Linked DNA regions of Homo sapiens: region 2 is linked to region 1. A link is a loop called in an ENCODE intact Hi-C map of the cell type or tissue named here. Cell type or tissue: heart left ventricle. All regions are shown on one strand. Links, peaks and the distances in the headings refer to the core of each region. The heading gives the core; the rest is flanking DNA.

What was found. Peaks named below come from ENCODE experiments on the same cell type or tissue, not always from the same donor. Only the 100,000 strongest peaks of a DNase experiment are listed, where the experiment ranks them.
Region 2: it touches region 1 in a loop (4-fold over the local background); 3 of 110 quality-filtered maps call a loop at or near these places.

What each region holds. Positions count from the first base shown.
Region 1 is chr18:73,330,187-73,340,737 of GRCh38, forward strand. LINC02582 (long intergenic non-protein coding RNA 2582) reads left to right here. Exons shown (of 3, transcript NR_038340.1): 2 at 2,279-2,395. Among named protein-coding and RNA genes, the nearest start is that of LINC02582, 11 kb to the left of the region's middle. In heart left ventricle, for the core only: no CTCF peak of the experiment used is centred there; no DNase peak of the experiment used is centred there.
Region 2 is chr18:73,274,342-73,284,892 of GRCh38, forward strand. No RefSeq gene overlaps it. Among named protein-coding and RNA genes, the nearest start is that of LINC02864, 15 kb to the left of the region's middle. In heart left ventricle, for the core only: no CTCF peak of the experiment used is centred there; a DNase peak (open chromatin) is centred at 5,400; H3K27ac peaks cover 212 bases.

The DNA of each region.
Region 1 (10,551 bases), core at 1,049-9,048:
AACCCCCTTTGACTGTAATTTTCCATTAACTTCCCAAATCCTATAAAACGGCCCCACCCCTATCTCCCTTCGCTGACTCTTTTCGGACTCATCCGGCCTGCCCCCAGGTGAAATAAACAGCCATGTTGCTCACACAAAGCCTGTTTGGTGGCCTCTTCACATGGACGCACATGAAAAGTATCTTAAACATAAGTTAGTAAGATGAATCCAGCAATGTATAATAAATTGGTAATATATTAAAACTAATTAGTTTCCTATCAAGAATGCAAGATTGTATATTATTAGAACAAATTCACTAATTCAAGATATTATCAAATTATAATAGAGATTACCTCAGTAGGTGCTGAAAAGGATTTAATATAACTTGGAATAAATTATTTAAAATAACATATAAACTAAATTTAGAAGAAAGATCCCTTAGACTAAAATAGGTTATCACAAAAAATCCATAACAAATGTCATAAATTAGTGGTAAAATTGAAATCTTATTTGTTAAAGATCAGGAATAAGTCAATTATATCTCTTATAACTGTGTAATTAAATGATTGAAAAGTAATAAATCAAACATCTTTATAGATAACATGCTTGTTCATATAAAAAACAAGTTGACTGATAGGTTATTAGAACTCATGAAGAAGGTAGAGCAAAATAAAAATCTTGTTTTAAAAAAACGTATGTAGTTTTACAGGTAGGTGTGTGTGAAATACAATATTCAGCTGTATGTAATTATAAGGTTTAACAGTTATACAACTATATCCATATAAAACTATATATAACCATATACTGTGTATTTGTCTGTTCTCACACTGCTAATAAAGACATACCTGAGGAGCAAAGTCACGTAATACAATTTATAAAGGAAAGCAGTTCAATAGACTCACAATTCCACATGGCTGGGGAAGCCTGACAATCATGGCAGAAGGCAAAGGAGGAGCAAAGTCACGTCTTGTATGGTGGCAGGCAAGAGAGAGCTTTTATAAATCTGATGATTTATAAAATCATCAGATCTCGTGAGACTTATTCACTAACGGAGAGCAACATGGGAAAGACCCGCCCCCGTGATTCAGTTACCTCCCACTGGGTCCCTCTCAGGACACATGAAAATTACTACAATTCAAGGTTAGATTTAGGTAGGGACCCAGAGCCAAACCATATTATACAGGATAGTTAATTTATGTGTAAACTTGTTTAGCCCATAGTACACAGATACTTGTTGAAACAGGTCTACATGTTGCTGGGCAGGTATTTTTAGATGAAATTAACACATAAGTAGAATATGAGAAAAGTATAGTACCCTCCATAACATGGGTGAGATTCATGCCATCAGTTGAAGGCTTAAGAAAGAGACAGACCTCCCCTAGGAAGAGGGAAACCTGACAATTAGAGGGCCTTTGGACTCCAGCTGTGACATCCACTCTTCCTTGAGCACGCATCCAGCCTGCTGCCTGGCCTGCAGATTTTGAATTTATCAGTCTCCCAAATTCAGTGAGCCTACTACTTACATAATCTCTCTCTGTATATATATTAGACACACACCTCTTTCCCTTTCTCTAAAAATATGACTTCTAATCAAATTGATGTATAGATCCAATGCAATTCCCATAAAAAATCTTGTGAAAATACATGCACACAAGTGTGAAATGTGTGTGTGATTGCATACAAATTGACAGGAATATTTTTAAATGTATGTAGAAATGCAAATGACTAAGAATAAAACAAGATGAGGTGATTTTTCTGAATCTCTATCAAGAATTAACGTGTCATTGTTTAAGAATTAAGATAATGGAGTATTAGAACAGGAATAGTCAAATGGATGGAAAAATAAAGAGTCCAAAAGGAACAAAGCACAAATTAAGCTTTGATTAATGACAAGGCTTGGATTTCAAGTGAGTAGAAAAATACGGCCTATAAAATGAGTGTTATTGGGTCAATTCAGAATCCACATGGAAAAAAAAAAATCGAACCAGTGTCAAAATTAATGCCTATTAATGTATATTAAAAATCCATTGCAAAACACATTTTCAAAAGCAATGTGGAAACATATCATTACAACCTTAGATAGGATTTCTTAAGTAAAAAAAAAATTGCAATCTGTATGAAAGGACATTAACATAAATTCAACTGCATTAAAATCAAGTGCTTTGGCTCCTGAGGGACCCAGAAATATTGACTTCTGAACTATTCCTTGTGGTTGTTAACTAAGAAAAATACATTTTACACCTATCAAATAAAAACTTATTTTGTCTTTTATGTGAAGTCTGTTCCTTCTTCCCTAGAGACCTTGAAGATTTGTTGTTCAAGGAGAAACTGAAGAGCAAGAAGGAAAGTGAGAGCCAGCAATACCAGCAGAGCCAGATCTGAGCTGGGAGAAGGGGAGAAAGTTTGTGAAGAGGAGGTAAGAAAGTCGTTCTGAAAGATAATGAGTCCTGAAATTAAAAAGAAAGTTTTAGTTACACCCAGATGCTGTTAAATGGTAGTGAAGGACACTTGGAAAGAGCAAGTTTAAAGAATGTGATTATAGAAAAATAAAGAGAGGTGCCCTGCTAGTGCTTGGAGTCCTGCTCCATTTAATAATTGGTTACATATATTGACAAACTGATTCCCGGAGAAAGAACTTTCTGTACGTTAGAAGGGGTATCATAATCACACATGATGTAAAGCGGACCTCTAAGTTCAATGGCTCATCAGTCAACCATAGGTATGTTTGTTAATCAGCACAGGAATCTACTCTTTTAAACACATATTGAATGCGATGTATTAGGAGATTTAGGGATTATATAAATAAAATATTTATACCTTCAGGATTAAGGAGATTCATTCTTTCTCAGATCTCTCTGCTTTTTATGTTCTCACACTTGTAGAGTTTATTACTGCTTTATAGCAATACAACTTTATCCTAAAATCTTCCCCAATTTGACTCCTTTTGTGTAATCCCCCAGAAGCATCATTGGATCCTAGGTGAGGCACCAGGTTGGAGGTATGGAATGGAAGGATGCCTGGGCCTCACCTATTCTGATTGGTTAAATGGGGAGCCTTCCCTTAGAGAATTTAACAAAAGTCAATTGGACATTAGCCAAACGGACAAGAACAGGTGGACTGAACACAAAAGGGAATTCTATAAACACATTTACAAGATTAGGAAGTATTTTTTGTCTTGTTTTAAGAGATCTACTGCTATATTGCACAGGCTGGCCTGCCTCAGCAACATAGTAACGCATCTACTGGCTCAAGCAATCTTCCCACCTCAGGTCTCAAGTAGCTGGGACTACAGGAATGCGCCTCCGTGCCCGGCTAAGGTTTCGAGTTTTGCTACTATATTTTGTCATTCTTGTATCTAATTACAAGAAATTTATTAGTAAATATAGGTAAATATTATTAGGAACACTAATACCATTCCGATGTTCATCACGTGTTTCTCTGTATAGCACTAACTAAGCAGCAGGGGGAAAAATGCATTAATCGCTGCTTTGTATGTCACGCTTGAATATTATAAAAATCTTTGTTAAAAAGAAAAATACATGCCTCCAATATCCCAGAGGGCTTAACGGGTTTATGGCTTACTTCCTAGTTTGAGAAATGTTGGCCTGAAAAACTAAATTATTATTCTTTCAAAATGTGTTTCCACAGGAAGTTACCATTAAAAATGAAAAAAAAAATCTGTATAATGTAATACTTTATTTTGTATCAAAGAACAAATTTTAAAACATCCTCAAAGACCTTGTGAACTATTTATAAATCTTCATGAACCTTTGTGAAAACTAGTTTGCCTTATTCTCCATTTAAAAATTTCAGTTAGTAGTGTTAGATATCCAATGTCCCCTTAGTGACCTAGAACTGTAATGAGCATGACAGACCGATTCCAGACAATTCAGACCTACTTTCCTATTTCACAGGTGGGTATTTCAGCCTATATAACAGCTCCATTTTAAATTAAACGATATAGATATATTTTTGGTAGTAAGTGAAAGGCTCAATTTTAATTCACCGAATAGTCTCCTTAATGACATCTAATTAGGACATCTGTTAAGGGTACATGATCTTACATTCTTCATTTGGTTTTCCCCATTAAATTAGCTCTACTATTTTTTCACTCTTTTATTAGAAGCTTACTAATGGGGCTACATATGTGTGTGTGTGTGTGTGTGTGTGTGTGTGTGTGTGTGTGTGTATGCTCTAAGAAACTTTTATAATACTAGAATATGCTTCCTGATTAGGTTGAACAGTCATTCTTTTTCATGTTAATAATTGGATTGACCTTATTAAGAATTTAGAATCTCCTGTTCCCCTTTCTCAGAAAAATCTCTAAATTGGAGGACCTCCACAGAAGTTCCATCATTAGCTAGATATATCAGCTGACAGTGATTCAGTGATCAAAGTGATGATGTGATAAAGATGCAAATATTTGATGGTTTTTTTCCCCAAGAATTCTGCTTTGCATCAATATTACAGTGATGTGGCTTTGAAATATATTCTTAAGAAATTAATTATCCCTGTAGATATTATACATGTTTTACTTCTGATAGTTGTTTTCTATAATCTGGCAAATTATTATAAAATAGAAGATTTCCAGTTGAAGCTCTGTATTTTTTAATCACATAAAAATACCATAGGAATATTTTCATTTCTAAATATATACCTAACTCCAATGTCTATCTGCTTTTCCAGGGAACATTCATTATAAATTTAGCCTTAGTCCAATCTGCATATGTATCTAGTTCTCCCAACTAATTTTATAGGTCTTCAGAATTATTCCATTTATTAACTACTCCCTCATGTAAGTGAAGTTTATTAGGCAACAATTTAACTCATTCTGGTCACTGGCTTATCAGTTCTTTGATTTAATAGTATTACACAAATATCACATAATCCCATATTATCATCTTTTCTGTAAATCTATAGAACCAAACCAAACAAGACACAAAATCTCAAGAAGAATGATGGGATAAATGCTATTTGCTAAAATGTCTATGGCCCAGCACTTTGGGAGGCCGAGGTGGGCGATCACGAGGTCAGGAGATCGAGACCATCCTGGCTAACATGGTGAAACCCCATCTCTTTTAAAAATACAAAACAATTAGCCGGGCATGGTAGTGGGTGCCTATAGTCCCAGCTACTTGGGAGGCTGAGGCAGGAGAATAGCATGAACCTGGGAGACGGAGCTTGCAGTGAGCCGAGATCACACCACTGCACTCCAGCCTGGGCCAGAGCGAGACTTTGTCTCAAAAAAAAAAAAAAAAAAAAAAAAAAGAAATGTCTATGGAATGCCTTCTTGGTGTGAAATATGAAAAATAAATTCAGGAAACAAATTATAATATCTCAAATAATCAAACCATAGGAAGCACTTAGAAAAAACAGGTGGGTCACGTTTGAATTACTGATAATATAAAAATGCTCATAACAATCAGGAAGAAATTATTATAATTTCCAAAAAAATGGCTTTGGGCTCAACATAGTAATAATTCAATAGCCTTCCTGTTGGTATGCATTTAGAGAAAAGGTTTAAAAATCATGAGAAAATGCAGTGGATATATTTGTTAGCATTAATAGTATTAGTAATAATGCTGATTTATACAGCATTGTATTAAACAAATACATATAATTTATTTAACAATCCTCCCATTAAAAAGTGGGATCTATTTCTGTTCTCCTTGAATTTGGTCTTGCCTGTGACTTCTCTGATACTAAGGTAAAATGGAAAGAGTGGTACACCGTTTCTGGATAGCCTTTTCGAAGAGTGGCAGTTCCCATGCTGCTCTCAAGCCTAGAAATGTCATGTAGAGAATATGACTGCTCTATTAGAGAACCCTCATGAAGCAGCCCAGAAGCCACATGGAGGGAGAGAGATAGCAATCAGGGTTACCTTTTCCCACCGAGGTAGAGGTAGCAAGCCTGTCGGTGGAATCATCTTGAACAATGTGGCCCTGCCCCCCTGCTATCAGCAGAAAACCATTTAACACCAGACTAGAGCAAGGAAATTGCCAAGACCTTCCTCAATTTCTAACCCACAAAATCGTAAGAATACATTCACCACAGTTTTAAGCTCCTAAATTCAGGATGGTGTGTTAAGTGGCAATAGAAACTAGAACAGGATGTTTTATCAATGCGACATTTTGTATTTTAAAATAAGGTGATATATGCTGTTAGTTTTCATCCAAATAGCAGATTATGAAAACTTTGCAGTGAAAAAATTAGCTGGCATTTCCATGCAGGCAAACTTTGAGGCACAAATTGTGCAAAACTGGCCCAGAAAACATGGAATCCCTCTTCTTAAGTTAATACTGTTACTTAGAATATGACTGAACAAGCACAACAAGATTCAATATAGGGCATATTTTAATATTTATAGTTATATGAAAGTTTCTCTATGTGCCAGTGATTTATGCTATTTTCTTAATCTTTATAAAAGTTATGTTTATTTTTAACTGAAAATAACAACTGATTAAAATCTTTTTGAGAAGTGGAAAAATTTCCCTTACCAGTACGTTAATGTAAGAATATGATGATGGCTCTAAAGAAATCAATTATGGGCCGGGCGCGGTGGCTCATGCCTGTAATCCCAGCACTTTCGGAGGCCAAGGCAGGCGGATCACAAGGTCAGGAGATCGAGACCATCCTGGCTAACACGGTGAAACCCCGTCTCTACTAAAAAAAAAATACAAAAAATTAGCCAGGCGTGGTGGCGGGCGCCTGTAGTCCCAGCTACGCGGGAGGCTGAGGCAGGAGAATGGCGTGAACCTGGGAGGCGGAGCCTGCAGTGAGCCGAGATCGCGCCACCGCACTCCAGCCTGGGCGACAGCGAGACTCCATCTCAAAAAAAAAAAAAAAAAAAGAAAAGAAATCAATTATGAAGAAATAACTGTTCTGTGGCAGGCAGAACGCTATATGGAGTAATACAAAATAAAAAAAAATGTTTTCAACCGTAAAGTATAATCTATTGTACCTGAAATAATATAAGATTCCAGGATAAATGAAACACTTCAAAAAATCAATTGAACTTGACAAATTTTGAAGATATTCCAAGAACTGATATTTTTCAAGTTGACAATCTTTTTTATAAAGTAGAAAAATTAGCAAAATTTTAGCCAAATATAGATCTCCTGTAAGTGTCCTGAAAAATAAGTGAATAATGAATTATTTGTAGGAGAGCAATCATGGTAATTTTCTTCATGAGCTAAAAATTGTAATCACTGTTGATGTGATACAAGGAGCTATGACTCAGAATTCTTACATTAATTTTCTTTATTTGATTGAGAAATAGGTAAGAGAAAAAGGTAGCAGCTACCAGGACAAAAGCTGATGAGGGCTATCGGGAGTTGCACAGCACTGCAGAGACAAAAATTACAATTCTTGGCTCCCAGGGCAGACAACCTTGAGAGTGAAGATGCCAAAGTTGGCAAGTACAGCCATGGAAGCCCAATATTTGGTGCCACATTTCCCTCAGTGTATCTGCAAATTTCTTGGAGCCTAGAGGCTGAGAAGCCTAACAGAAAGCAGCAGCTGAGTCTAAGAAGCTAATTAGAGTTTTCACTGGGCTCAAAATGCATGGGAGGAAAAAAAAGGATGTTCAGTGCCTAGACATGAGTAAATTATGAAAAGTAGAGTAGTAGGAAAATATAAAAGACAGCAGAAGAGATAGATGGAACATAGCGTAAATTTGGAATCCAAGAAGAGCAACGAGGAGAGAATAGATCAGAAACACTATCTGATCATGATCAATAAGTTTCTAAAACATCTGAACAGTATCAAGCCCCAGAGTCACAAAGGGCCACAAACTAAAGCAGGGTCAACAAATCTATGTAAAAAAATCCAAAAACAATGAAATAAAGATACCATACCTTCATGAAAAAAAAAAAACAAAAAACTACTAACCATGACCGCGGCCTTATAAATATATAACTAAAGGATAATAAAAAGTAAAGAAAATTGGCTTTTTCTTTATTTATTCAAAATAAAATGTCTGAAAGAAAAAAAAGAATGAAAGTGAAAGTTAAAGAGCATTGAAAAGAAATACTAGATGATAGATCTAAACACACTGTATTTGTCATTACATTAACTATAAATAGATAAAATACTTCAATTAAAAAACAGATTGTCAGATTGAATTTTAAAACCTGTGATATGTGAATTGTATACATTTTAATAATCAGCGTACAAAAAAGATGAAAGTTATGACTGGAATAAGAAATACTATGCAAACATTAGCTGAAATATGGTTAAAATACCTGATATATTTTATCAGAAAAAGTAGAGTTGAAGGTAAAAATGAAAAATACTGGAGTTATGAAGACATTGTACAACTAAAACACGGTCAATCTTCCAGTAAAATAATTATAAGTATTGGCCAGGTACAGTGGCTCATGCCTGTAATCCCAGCATTTTGAGAAGCTGACACAGGCGGATCATGAGGTCAGGTGTTCAAGACCAGCCTGGCCAATATGGTGCAACCCTGTCTCTACTAAAAATACAAAAATTAGCCTGGCATGGTGGTGCACGCCTGTAGTCCCAGCTACTTGGGAGGCTGAGGCAGAAGAATTGCTTCAACCCGGGAGGCAGAGGTTGCAGTAAGCTGAGATCGCACCACTGCACTCCAGCCTGGGCCACAGAGTGAGACTCTGTCTCAAAAAATAAATAAATAAATAAATACATACATACATACATAATTATAAATATTTACTTGAAATATTTAAAACCAAAAAAAAACTATCAATTCCAAAAGGTATTTGGGGACCATAGTTGGCAATTTTGACTCAGTTCTCAAATGAAAGGATATATTAAATCAAAGGAGACATGATACCAATGAATAAACTTGACTCAAGGATAAGAAGTATTCTTATTCTTGATAATAATACTTATAAACTTGACTCAAGAATAAGAAGTATTGTAGTACCAATAATTTCAGAATACACATTCATTAAAAGTGTTAATGGAACATTTTCCGAAATTACCAAGATGATAAGCCAAAGTTTCAACAAATTTCAAAGGACTGCGATTATGCAAAATATCTTCTAAACAATGTGGAATTAATCCAGTAAATGAGAATCAGAGCAATATGAGATACCCTAACAACAACAACAAAAAGAATTATAGTCATAGTAAGCTTATTGAAAGCAGGATTTTGAAAAATATATTACAGCTGAGATTATAAATGGGCTCAACAATTTTAGCATAAAATAGATCACTAATAATATTAATATATACACTTTTTTTATATCCTCTGACCTAGAAATTTTACTTCTAGGAAATTATCATGTAGAAACAGACAAAAATTAAGCAGGAGAATGTTCTTTACAGCATTATTTACAATAATATTTTTAAATTGGAAACAATCTAAAATGTCTTGTTACATAAAGTAATTTGTATACATGTATAAATGAATACCTGCACGTAATAGGTCATAGTCTGCAGTTATTTAAAGAATGAAATACATTTCCATATACAGATGGGAAAATGTATATGCAATGTACTTTTTAAAAAAAACTTTGAGATAATTCAGAGAGCATGTTCTTATATTTTATAACCAAATATGTGTCTGTAAATGGATATAAAAATCCAGGGCACTATCCACCTGCTCATTCATAATAGTGATTTATGAATAAGATTAAAAGTAATCATAATTTTTTACTGTTACTTAACATTTAAATATTTTACAATAACAAATATCAAAAAATAGTTTAAAGTAGAATTCATGCTATAATATTACACCGGAATAGTATTTGTGCCATACTAGTACTTCTGGAGTACCAAAATCAAGTATCAAAATAATATCAAATGCAAAGGACATTTTATTGCAACTTCTGAGGGATGACATTAGTTGAATTTTAAGAATGATGTGTTAGGTTCAACTTATAAATCACTGTTAGACACATAATCCTTAATCCACCTCTATGTAGCAATCTAGAAAATAACATCAGATATAAAGCCAATAGGTAGAATTATTGTCAAAGTCTCTTTGTTTATGGGGTGATTGAAAATTTCTTGGGAAACCTGTCCAAGGGTATTTTATTGTTTTTTAAAAAATTATCTCATTATGTCTCCATGCACTAATAAAAGAGCAAGTGTGTTTCCTTCAGGTCCACAGTGAATGAACATGAAGCGTGGAAGGACTGAGGTAGATTCTGTGGTAGAATAAGTGGTGAACTGCACAAACTGAAACCAAGAAGCAAAATGTTTCATCAAGATCCTGGCCAGAAATAAGGGCTGCATAATTCTTAAGAGCACCAAGCACTCAAATAACGATTCATCCTTGAGGCAGGTAGAAGAATAAATTCCATTTGTGTGTATACACCCAGAAAAGTGCCCCGTGAGAACCACGTGAAGTAGGTTTCACGGCAATACAACTTCTGTTAGCAGGGCCCTCGGAGTTAGTCAATAATTTATCATTACATGAACTGAGCTTGGGAAAATCAAATTAAGCCTGAGCAAATAAGGAACATAGTTTTATCTGACTCTTGTCACTCATTAATCCGGAATTGATTTTTGGGTCAGACACCAAATTTTAAGTGGTTGTATGTGTCATTACTCAGATATGTTGTTTTCCTTTTGGTATTGCAA
Region 2 (10,551 bases), core at 1,543-9,542, 55 kb before region 1:
TTTTTTTTTTTTTTGAGACGGAGTCTTGCTCTGTCGCCCAGGCTGGAGTGCAGTGGCTCGATCTGGGCTCACTGCAAGCTCCACCTCCTGAGTTCATGCCATTCTCCTGCCTCAGCCTCCCGAGTAACTGGGACTGGAAGGCGCCTGCCACCACGCCTGGCTAATATTTTGTATTTTTAGTAGAGACGGCTTTTGCCGTGTTAGCCAGGATGGTCTGGATCTCCTGAGCTCGTGATCCGCCCGCCTCGGCCTCCCAAAGTGCTGGGATTACAGGCATGAGCCACCGTGCCCGGCCTTTGTTTTTTCTTTTACTTTTTCCTAATTCCACTTAGATGGGCCGGTTTGTCTTGAATCCCTTGTCTCCTCTATTCTTTATTTATTATCAAGAAATGTGGGAGCAAAATTTGTGCATCTTCGTATGTTAAAAATAAAGTTTTACTTATTCATTGAACTTGATAAATATATGCATATGCTTTTTAAATATTTTATTTGCCTATGTTATTGAGATTTCAGATTACCTTTAAAAATAATAAAAAGAGGAAGCAAGTAGGAAACTCTTACCCAAATAAAATCAATTGAATGTGAGGTCCGTTACCAGGACATAGGTACATAATGACCCATGGACGTCAAAGCAGAGAGAGCATGAATGGCACATCCCTCTTTGACATCAGAGTCGCATCATTGTGTTACTCTTTAACATCAGTCATACAATAGTGTGGCAACCGCCTAAGTGAAAAGTGGAGACTACTATTTGTGAAGGAAGTTAGAAATAAAGCCTAGTAGTCTCAAGGAGATACTATCTTACTTCTTATGTCTTTTTTCTTTCCTTGAATTACTGACAGCACCTGTCTATGAATGATGTGTGATTATTATATATGTTTATTTGTTTGTTTGTTTTGTTCTTTCTTTCTTCTTTCTTTTTCTTAACGACGAGGTCTCACTCTGCCACCCAGGCTGGAATGCAGTGGTGCAATCATAGCTCACTGCAACTTCAAACTTCCAGGTTTAATTTTCACTGTGGTGAAACAGGATTAGTTCTTGTGGGAATGGATATTTCCCAAGCAGGAGTGTTGTTGTAAAGCTGGGACACTCCAGATCTTGCCTCCACCCATGTGTCCACTTCCCTTTTGACCTTCTCTGCCATGTTTTGAGGCAGCGCAAAGCCCTCGTTAGAAGCTAGATCATGCCCTCGAAATCCCCAGCCTGCAAAACCTTGAATAAAACAGACTCCTTTTCCTTATAAATTAGCCAGTCTGAGTATTCTTGGCTCCTATTCTGTTATAGCAACACAAAACAGACTAATACAATTATCTTTTCAGTGAGATTTCCTATCGCCTATAATAGATTCACTGCCTTTTTTTTTTGTTTAGGATTTTACTTGGTTTTAAACCCATTTTATCTGTAATATAAATAGCTGCAAATTTCAAATGCTAATTATTCAAATGTCAATGATCCCAATACATTCATCTTCAATAACTATAAATCTTGTTACAAACTTAAAAACATTACTTCCAATAGTATTTATGGAAATAAGCTATGATGCACATTCCATTTTATCAGATTTAAGGATTTAATTATTTAATTTTTGAGTGCACTGTTAAAGATTCCACCTTATTTTTAAGGTTATTTATCTTTGTTCAAAACACATTGTTTTTTCTTTTTGTTTGTTTGTTGCTGTTGTTGTTTTAGAGAGATTGGATCTTTCCCAGGCTGGTCTTGAGCTACTGGCCTCAAGCAATCCACCTACCTTGGCCTCCCAAAATGTTGGGATTACAGGAGTGAGTGACAGCACCAAGACACGTTTTTGATCCTTTTAATTACAAACGTCCAACTTTCACTATTATGTGTTATCTTTTAAAGTTGTCTTCCAGGTAGTAATAGAAAGATAAAAATTAGAAGTAATAGAAAGATAAAAATTCCTCAGGAAAGTGTTATTGGATAATATTCTCAAAAAGTATAAAGAAAAACTACTTTTTATTGACTTCAGATTAAGGATATTATGTATTTAGGTCTCTCTGTCTCCAACCCCCGTTGCCTCACATACACACACACCCTTCTGGCATCTTCAATTTTCTAATCATGCTACAATATGATTTTGATTGGATCAATATTCAGTATTCAGTGTTCAATACTATGATCAATATGTAAAATCTCTTCACAGCTGAATCTTTGGACAATCCTCTTTCTGGAAGCTTGTTGGAGTCGCTTGCCCACACCAAGCTTTTGAGACTTTACAATTAACTTGCTATGGATCTAGTTTCATCCATAAGATTTATCAACAGGCAATTTCTTAATATATATACCTTTTAGCACTTGGAATTTTACTTTTTATAATTTTTTTCTCTTTGGGTTTTTTTAATTCTCTTTGTTTTTTTGGAACTTCTGTTAGTCATATGTTAAACCTCCTGCATTGGCCTGAAAAAGTCCACCTTTATTTGACATCTCTGTACTTTGGTTTCATTCTTCAGGATTTTTGCAACTTTATTTTTCAGTCCTTCCATGGAGCTTTGCATTCTTGCTATCAAATTGTGATTTTTAAGAACCCTTGTTATTTTACTTTGTAAACTTTTTGTAGGTTTCTGCTACAAATTCAACAAATAAGGACTGGATACCCTGTGCAATTATTGATATTTTTAATATCGAATATCATATATAAGATATTGATACATATTCAATCATGTCTTTCTAAGATATTATTGGTAAGTATCAGTAAATAAATATCAATAAATTTGCATTAATTACCTCTTTTTCTCTTTATTTTTCTCTCTCCTCCCTTTGCCACAAAATAGGTTTCTGGTTCTGAGGCAAATATATCAAATATCATGCCAAATAGATCAAGCATTGCAGAGGCACTGTGGTAGGAAAGGAAAGCCTATATCCAGAGTATGAGCTGATTTCAATAAGGATAAACAACAATTTCCTCTGCGGTATAATCAACTTGCCACCAGGTTGTTGATAGATCTCTCCAAAACATATCGTCACGTCAACAGCTAAGTGTCAGTCAGTGCACTCTGCTGTGGTTAGTTGAGTATGTTAGCCTAGGTGAGAGGGTCCCATGCTGCTGCACAGGTCTACGGTCTCTATTTCTGCCTCCAGTGCCACTCTGTTGTGGATTCATAGCATTCAGAGTCAGACAGGATCTGGCTGACCTCAATTGCAAAAGTCCTTCTTATACATGTTTGTTCAGCATCTCCATGATGGGTGTTCTCTGATGGATTACAACATGAGACACAGAGGCTCCAAGATTTGTCCCTACTTTCACAAATCCACCCACATAGTATTTTCTAAGGCCCTTTATCACTTGTATTCCAGTCCTGTTTCCTAGAGCCTGCTGAACAAACAGCCAAGCCATTTGCCACTTCCCAGCTTCCCAGATCCCATATGGGTCCTTACCTAAGGTGCTTACTCACTCCCTTTGAACAAAGAAGAGTACTGCTTAGAGCTCTACCGAATAATAGAATTTTTTTTTCAAGGTTGTTTCTTGAGATAATCTTTCAGTGGGGTTATGATATACAGTAGTTCATTTCCAGATAGTGTCAAGGCATCACACCAACAAATATGTGAAATTGGCTCAAACCATGGTGTCATTGACTTTGAACCTCTGTAAATTGCTCATAAAGAACCCCTTGTGGTCCAGAAGAGAGTGAGGCATTCAGAGAGCAGAGGGAGCGGCCATGCATCCTGGGTCATTTGTCCATTTTAGTGTAATTTCTGGAACTCCTTTGGTCTGATCTTACATGTTTTTTTCTTGTTCAGAAAGCTGCTACTGTTTAAAGGAATCAACAGGTGAATCTGATAAAATTCATCTCACAATCAGTATCTCCAGTTACACACTCACTTGGAATCACGGTCAGGCACTCAGCCTCTAGGAGGGGCAGGAATAATTTTTTAAATGGTGAAAAATCTTCTGCAATGAGAATCTGCTTTGTGGGGTCGCCTACTGGGACCCAACAGAAACCTCATATGGAGTCCATCTTCACATGGACATCTATAGTCCTAATATTTATAGTGCCATAAGATCAATTAGGCCAAATGGCTTGAATGTAAGGATAACTCGTGACAGTCTGGATCCCATGGGAGGCCCCACTCAATAGTGACAACCATCTCAGAGCAGAATCTAATTCCGAAGTTTGATATATGATTGGGAGATTCCAACAGGTGACCAAACACTGCCTGTCTTCCTCACTGTCAGGAGGTGTGAAGAGCAGCAACAAGCCTTGTACCTTACCAGGTGTGTCCTAGGTGCATTGGGCAACTGAACTCAAAAAGGAGCTGCTAGGGGGTAGGCTCAGGGTCTCCATGAGGTCTTCTCCCAACTTTTGGAAGCAGGTGCTTGTTTCAGCATTCCAGGGATATCATCACCCCACTTTCTAGCAGCTATGGGGGTTTTATTGGCTTTAGACTGATGAGAAATAATCAACTCCAAACCAAATCTGAAGGACCATCCACTCCTGGTACCAACTGCCTGAGCCCAAGACTCTGAGGAAAATCCATCCTCACCCACACGGAGAAGTGCAATGTCAGGGAAGGAGGGGTGAGGGAGAAGGAGAAGCAGTGAAGGAGGAAGAGAGGGCAAACACGAGGCACTGTGGTCTCATAGAAGTTGCTCAGAGAAAATTAAGAAAAGGCTTAGCATGTATTTTTGCTTGCCTGGGATAATTCACTTATATTACTGTCACAGTATAATTGTTAACAGTGTTCCTGCCAATTCTGACAAAGTGCCCTGGCTTGTTCAAGAATTATTTGTTCTGGCTGGGCATGGGAGCTCTCACCTGCAATCCCAGCAGTTTGGGAGGCCAAGGTGGGTGGATCACTTGAGCCCAGGAGTTCAAGACCAGCCTGGGCAACATAGCCAGACTCAGTGTGTACAGAAAATACAAACATTAGCCCAGTGTGGTAGTGCACACCTGTGGTCCCGGCTACTGGGAAGGCTGAGGTGGGAGGATCACTTGAGTCCAGAAGGTTGAGGCTTCAGTGAGCTGTGATCACACCACGGCACTCCAGCCTGGGGTACAAAGTGAGACCTTGTCTCAAAAAAAAAAAAATAATATATATATATATATATATATTTGTTCTATGAAATATAAGTGACTACATCTCAGAACAGTTCCTCAGGGACTGAAAGAAGGAGAATTCATCTGCCTGGCTTGTTTAGTTTTCTGACTTCCATTGGACAGAATCTGCTCACAGGAATTTCACTCCTGTAGGCACCCAGACTGTATTTTCTGGCACCTCCGAGCAGCTTCTGGCAAGGTGGGACCACAGAGGCTTGTCTCTTGGCCGAGCTGTCTGGACAGAGTGCAGGCGAGGCAGCTGGTTCCCATCCAGCATGCTGTGCTTGCGGTTCCTCTGTCTCTCATTGGCATGAGCGGTCGCCTGGCTCTACGGCTGTGGTAGCAGTGTGTGTGACTGCTGAAGTCTTTCCTCCGTGAACAGAGCAAACCGCCAACGTTTGGGTGACGGGAAAATTGGGCATGACCACAGTCACAGCTCTAAGGTGGCTCAGGATCAGAATCTAGTACACCATGGCTTTAAGTGGCACCCATTAAGCAGTCTAGATGTCACGCAATGTTTACTAGTGACCACACATAATGAGAGCCCAGGAAGAGCTGACTGTAATGCAAACAGAAATTATGGAATATTTATATGATTGCAAAGCAATGGAGAGATTATACAACATTAAAATACTTTATAGTTAGTCTAATGAAGTTACTGATGAAAGAACTACTGGCAGATGTTGTATACAAGGACATGAAGATAAAACGATTAACCTTTTAAGGGAAAAAAAGGAAAAAGCAGGAGACAATAAAAAAATGTGGAGAAGAAAATGAAAATGATACAAAACCTCAATGGAGAAATTTGAAGAAATTAAACAAAAGAAAGTGGCATGCTTTCAGCCTCACTTTCCAAAATAGCATTTCTCTGATGTAATCTGGTCTTGAGAAATTCTTACAGTTTCAACGTGGATGTAGACAAGGACGAAGGAAGGATTTTTATATCAGATGTGACTTTTGTTGAGTTCTAGGAAATGTAGATGTAGTTATATGGCTGGGTGTTAGGGAAGAATATTTCCATTTCTCCGTATAAAAATGACATAGACTCCATGAGGAAATATCTTTTTTTTTTTTTTTTTTTTTTTGAGACGGAGTCTTGCTCAGTCGCCCAGGCTGGAGTGCAGTGGCTCCATTTCCGCTCACTGCAAGCTCCGCCTCCCGGGTTCACGCCATTCTCCTGCCTCAGCTTCCGGAGCAGCTGGGACTACAGGCGCCCGCCACCACGCCCGGCTACTTTTTTGTATTTTCAGTAGAGACGGGGTTTCACCGCATTAGCCAGGATGGTCTCGATCTCCTGACCTCGTGATCCGCCCGCCTCGGCCTCCCAGAGTGCTGGAATTACAGGCGGAAATATCAGTTTTAAGCAGAAGATTTTAACTAATTTGTTTTCCCATTCTTTGCAAAGGGGAAATCGGAATATAGAAATTAACAGCAGAAGGTGAAATGTGGTTGTTCCCACTCACCTTGCAGTGGTATGTTTTCCGCAGTAAAAAGTGATCACATCTTGTTCTAGGTTTTTAACATGCAGTCTAATTCTCCCCTAAATTACAGTGATTTCTGCTTAAACCATTAAACTTTTTATCTGAATTACTCTAAAGCTTAGGCTTTGTCTACATATCCATGGGTCTAATAAAAAAGTTAGTCATCGAAGGTAAAGCAAACTTCGTTTTGGAAACTGCATTTATATTGAACTATATGGTGACTCTGATGTTGCAACAGTACCGTGGTAGAAACAAAACCTTATGATTAACAGAGAAAGTTAGCTCCTGCTGCTGTCTGCCATTAGTAAACAATTTACTGGTTTAATTGTGCTCCGGCAATCACGGCCTTATCATACATGCTCCATCCGCCCTAGGGAAGATAACATGTATGGCTGAGACACCACGCTGTCAAGAAGTTCATGGGTTCATTCATTAACTCATTTTCTATTACAGAATGCAACGTTATTAATTAGAAACCAAAAGTGTATTTTGTTTTGAAGTTAAAAAAATTAAAGTAGTCAGGTAGTGGGAATTTTTTTTTCTTCAAAGTCAATATATATAATAGGGTTTCTCATTTAAAACAAAATAAATGAACTTGCACGAATCTTTTAAAAACTGAAGGAAGAAAAACAATGCTTAATTTTCCCTGGCACATAGTAAGTTGTCAAAAAGTCCTGCATTTCCCTTGTTTCTTGGGAGGTTTAAGGGGAGGGGGTCACTGCAGAGCATCCAGCTGAGGTGTGTTCATGGCAATATCTCAAATGTGCGCCTAATTCCAAGTGGTCAAATACATTCATGTACACATTTTCTTACAGGCATATAGTGGAAAGTTGGTGGCTTAATGAAGTTATATAGGACAAAATTACAAAAATCTTAAGCTGATAATACAGTTGGGAATCAGAAACAACTGATTACAATTTGTAAATACTGGCTTTTCAGAATTGATTTATGTAAATCTTTAAATTTGGGGGCATGATCATAACGTTTACTGCTATAAATGCTACAAAAGTAATTGCAATTGATATATACTACTTCAGGAACAAGGTTTATGTAGGACATGTTTTATTCATTTTTCATTTTAATGTTTAATTAACATCCTTTGTTTTAATGGCATCGTAACTAATAGTACAATAAAAATGTGTTGAGAAATAGCATAACTAGAAGTAGGAAATAATATAAATAAGTGTTAATAAGTAATAAAATAAATTTTGTTTATTCCTGAGAATTTACTTTGTAAAAATTTTTATATAAATTTTACAAATATTTAAAGAAATTTGGAAATAATTTGAAAATACTTGACTCTGATGGAAACAAACAGATTTTTTGGTTGAGTGCAGTAGCTCATGTCTGGAATCCCAGCACTTTGGGAGGCAGAGGTGGAAGGATTACTTGAGGCCAGGAGTTCCAGAGTAGCCAGGGCGACCTATTGAGAGCCCGTCTCTACAAAAAATAAAATTAAAAAAAAATTAGCTGGGCATGGTGGTGCATACCTGTAGTCCCAACTACTCAGGCGGCCTCAGTGGTGGGATTATTTGAGCCCAGGAAGTCAAAGCTGCAGTGAGCCGTGAATGCCACTGCACTGTGGAGTGCCACTGCACTCCAGCCTGGACGACAGAGTGAAACTCTGTCTCAAAAAAAAAAAAAAAAAAATATATATATATATATATATATATATATATATATATATATATTTACAATGCTTTATGAAAATTATTTTTTGCATCAAGCATATACTTCAGTGGTGAGTCCAAATAGAGTTTCAGTTTGGTAAGTCTGCTGACCACCAACGGAACTCCCTCTTGATTAAATAAACAAAGTCATCTCCCAGGGTGTTTTTAATGTGAATAATGACAAAATTTGCACTACATTCTTTATTGATTTCTAATATTAAAACATGGAAATTTTATATTATCGTGTAGGCATGAGAAAAGTTGATTTAATGCATGCACTCCCTGAAATCAAATGCAGGCTCTCCGGATAGAGGTTAGAATGTTAGTTAGTGCTGAGCAGTACATGGCAATGCATACCACAGATTGTACAGTGATAGACACAGAAGAACAGGGAATTTTTGCCTTAGCAGGTAAAAGCTCTGGGCTTTGATTCTGCCTTTCTCTGGGAGCTGGAGGCCATATGCAGTAGGTAGATGTGGCCCTCTGCTGTAAGACCATCATGGAACCACTGCCCATGTGCAAGGTGACATGCGCTGAGGTAACCATAGATAGGTCTAAAATTTAAGATAACTGGTAAACACATTGCCTCTGCTTCCCAGTGTGCTGGGGTTACAGGTGTGAGTCACCATGCCTGGCCAAACATATTTATAATAGCTGATTTAAAGTTTCTGTTTGCCATGCCTGACATCTGGGCACTCTCAAAGGCAGTTCCTGTTGCCTACTTTTATTTCCTATGTGAGTCATACATTTCTTTATTCCTGTGTGTGTGTGTCTATGTGTGTGTGCGTGTGTGTGTGTGTAGATGTGTGTAAACCACAATTTAAAAAAAACTGGACACTTTCAATAATATATTGTAGCAATTCTGGTTACTAATTTCCATTCCCCTTCCTCTAGTTTGTTGTTGTTTGCTTCTTTATTTGTTTAGTGCCTTGGCAAGACTCTTTGAGTGATGTGTATTCTCTGCAGTGTGCAGCCAATGTCATTGTTCATCAGATGGTGCAGCCTCGGACATTTTCATCCTCAGATGACAATGATTAGAGCAAGGCTCTTTCTCTCATCTCTGTGTTAATCCTTATGCCTCCATTGGTATTACACCTCGCTGTTAGCTTACACTAATTGTAGAATGATGTCCCATTGTTTTCAGCAACGTCCAGAGGTATAAATTGTCCTACAAGCGAATCCAATTAAATTCAGTTATTTTTGCTCAGGTAGTCTTTAAGTCCAGTCTTTGAGGATTATTCCAACCAAGAAGGCACTGAGCGGTCTCTATCCCAGGCTCTGTCAGTTAAAAAACTAGCTGCTGTATGGTTTAGCTTGTTGCTCTCGGGGAACTAGCAATTTTATTGCTTACATCAAAATAACCATTGTTTATGACTGTGGCCATGGCCTTTGAACCTTCCTGTGTTCTCTTTCAAGTAAAGGCAGTTCCTCTGAGGTCAGCAAGGAATCTTGGAATGTTTATGGGCTACCACTGTGGCTATGTAAAACCTCAGAACTCTGCTCCAGAGCTGGGGGCAGGGACAGTACCTGCAGGCTTCTCTCTTGCCTCACTCATCAGGTATGAACAGTTCTCCTCAATTTGCCTTCCCCAGCATTGAAACTCTACTGTAAGGCTGGGCGCGGTGGCTCACGCCTGTAATCCCAGCACTTTGGGAGGCCGAGGCGGATGGATCACCTGAGGTCGGGAGTTTGAGACTAGCCTGACCTACATGGAGAAATCCCGTTTCTACTAAAAATACAAAATTAGCCAGGCATGGTGGCGCATGCCTGTAATCCCAGCTGCTTGGGAGGCTGAGGCAGGAGAATTGCTTGAACCCAGGAGGCGGAGGTTGCGGTGAGCCGAGATCGCGCCATTGCACTCCAGCCTGGGCAACAGGAGGGAAACTCAGTCTCAAAAAAAAAAAGAAAAAGAAAAAGAAAAAAAAAACCGTACTATACAAGCAAACTGGAACAAAGACTATTGGAGGCCGGTATTCTTGACCTGCTATGCTTCCACTCTAAAGTATGAACTGATTAGAGGAAGGGAGCCCAAAATCTTTCAGCCACTCTTACCTGAGGAGCTTCTGCAACACAACACAGAATTTGGCAGGATACAAATGCTGCTTACCTGCCCTCCTGCAGAGATTTTATAGCTGGAGCGTGGGAGCCGGGGTAAGATGGAGCCCTGTGTTTTTGGCTACATGTGTCTGGAACACAGCTTCCTGTCAACTCTGCTTGGGGGGAGGGAAAAAGAAAGGAGGTTGTGGATAAATTGCCAGAGGTTCTTGCTGTTACCTACAACCATTTAGTGACGTTCTAGAATAAATGTTTCTTCACTTGTTGTATGCCCCTTTGGATAATTTCCAG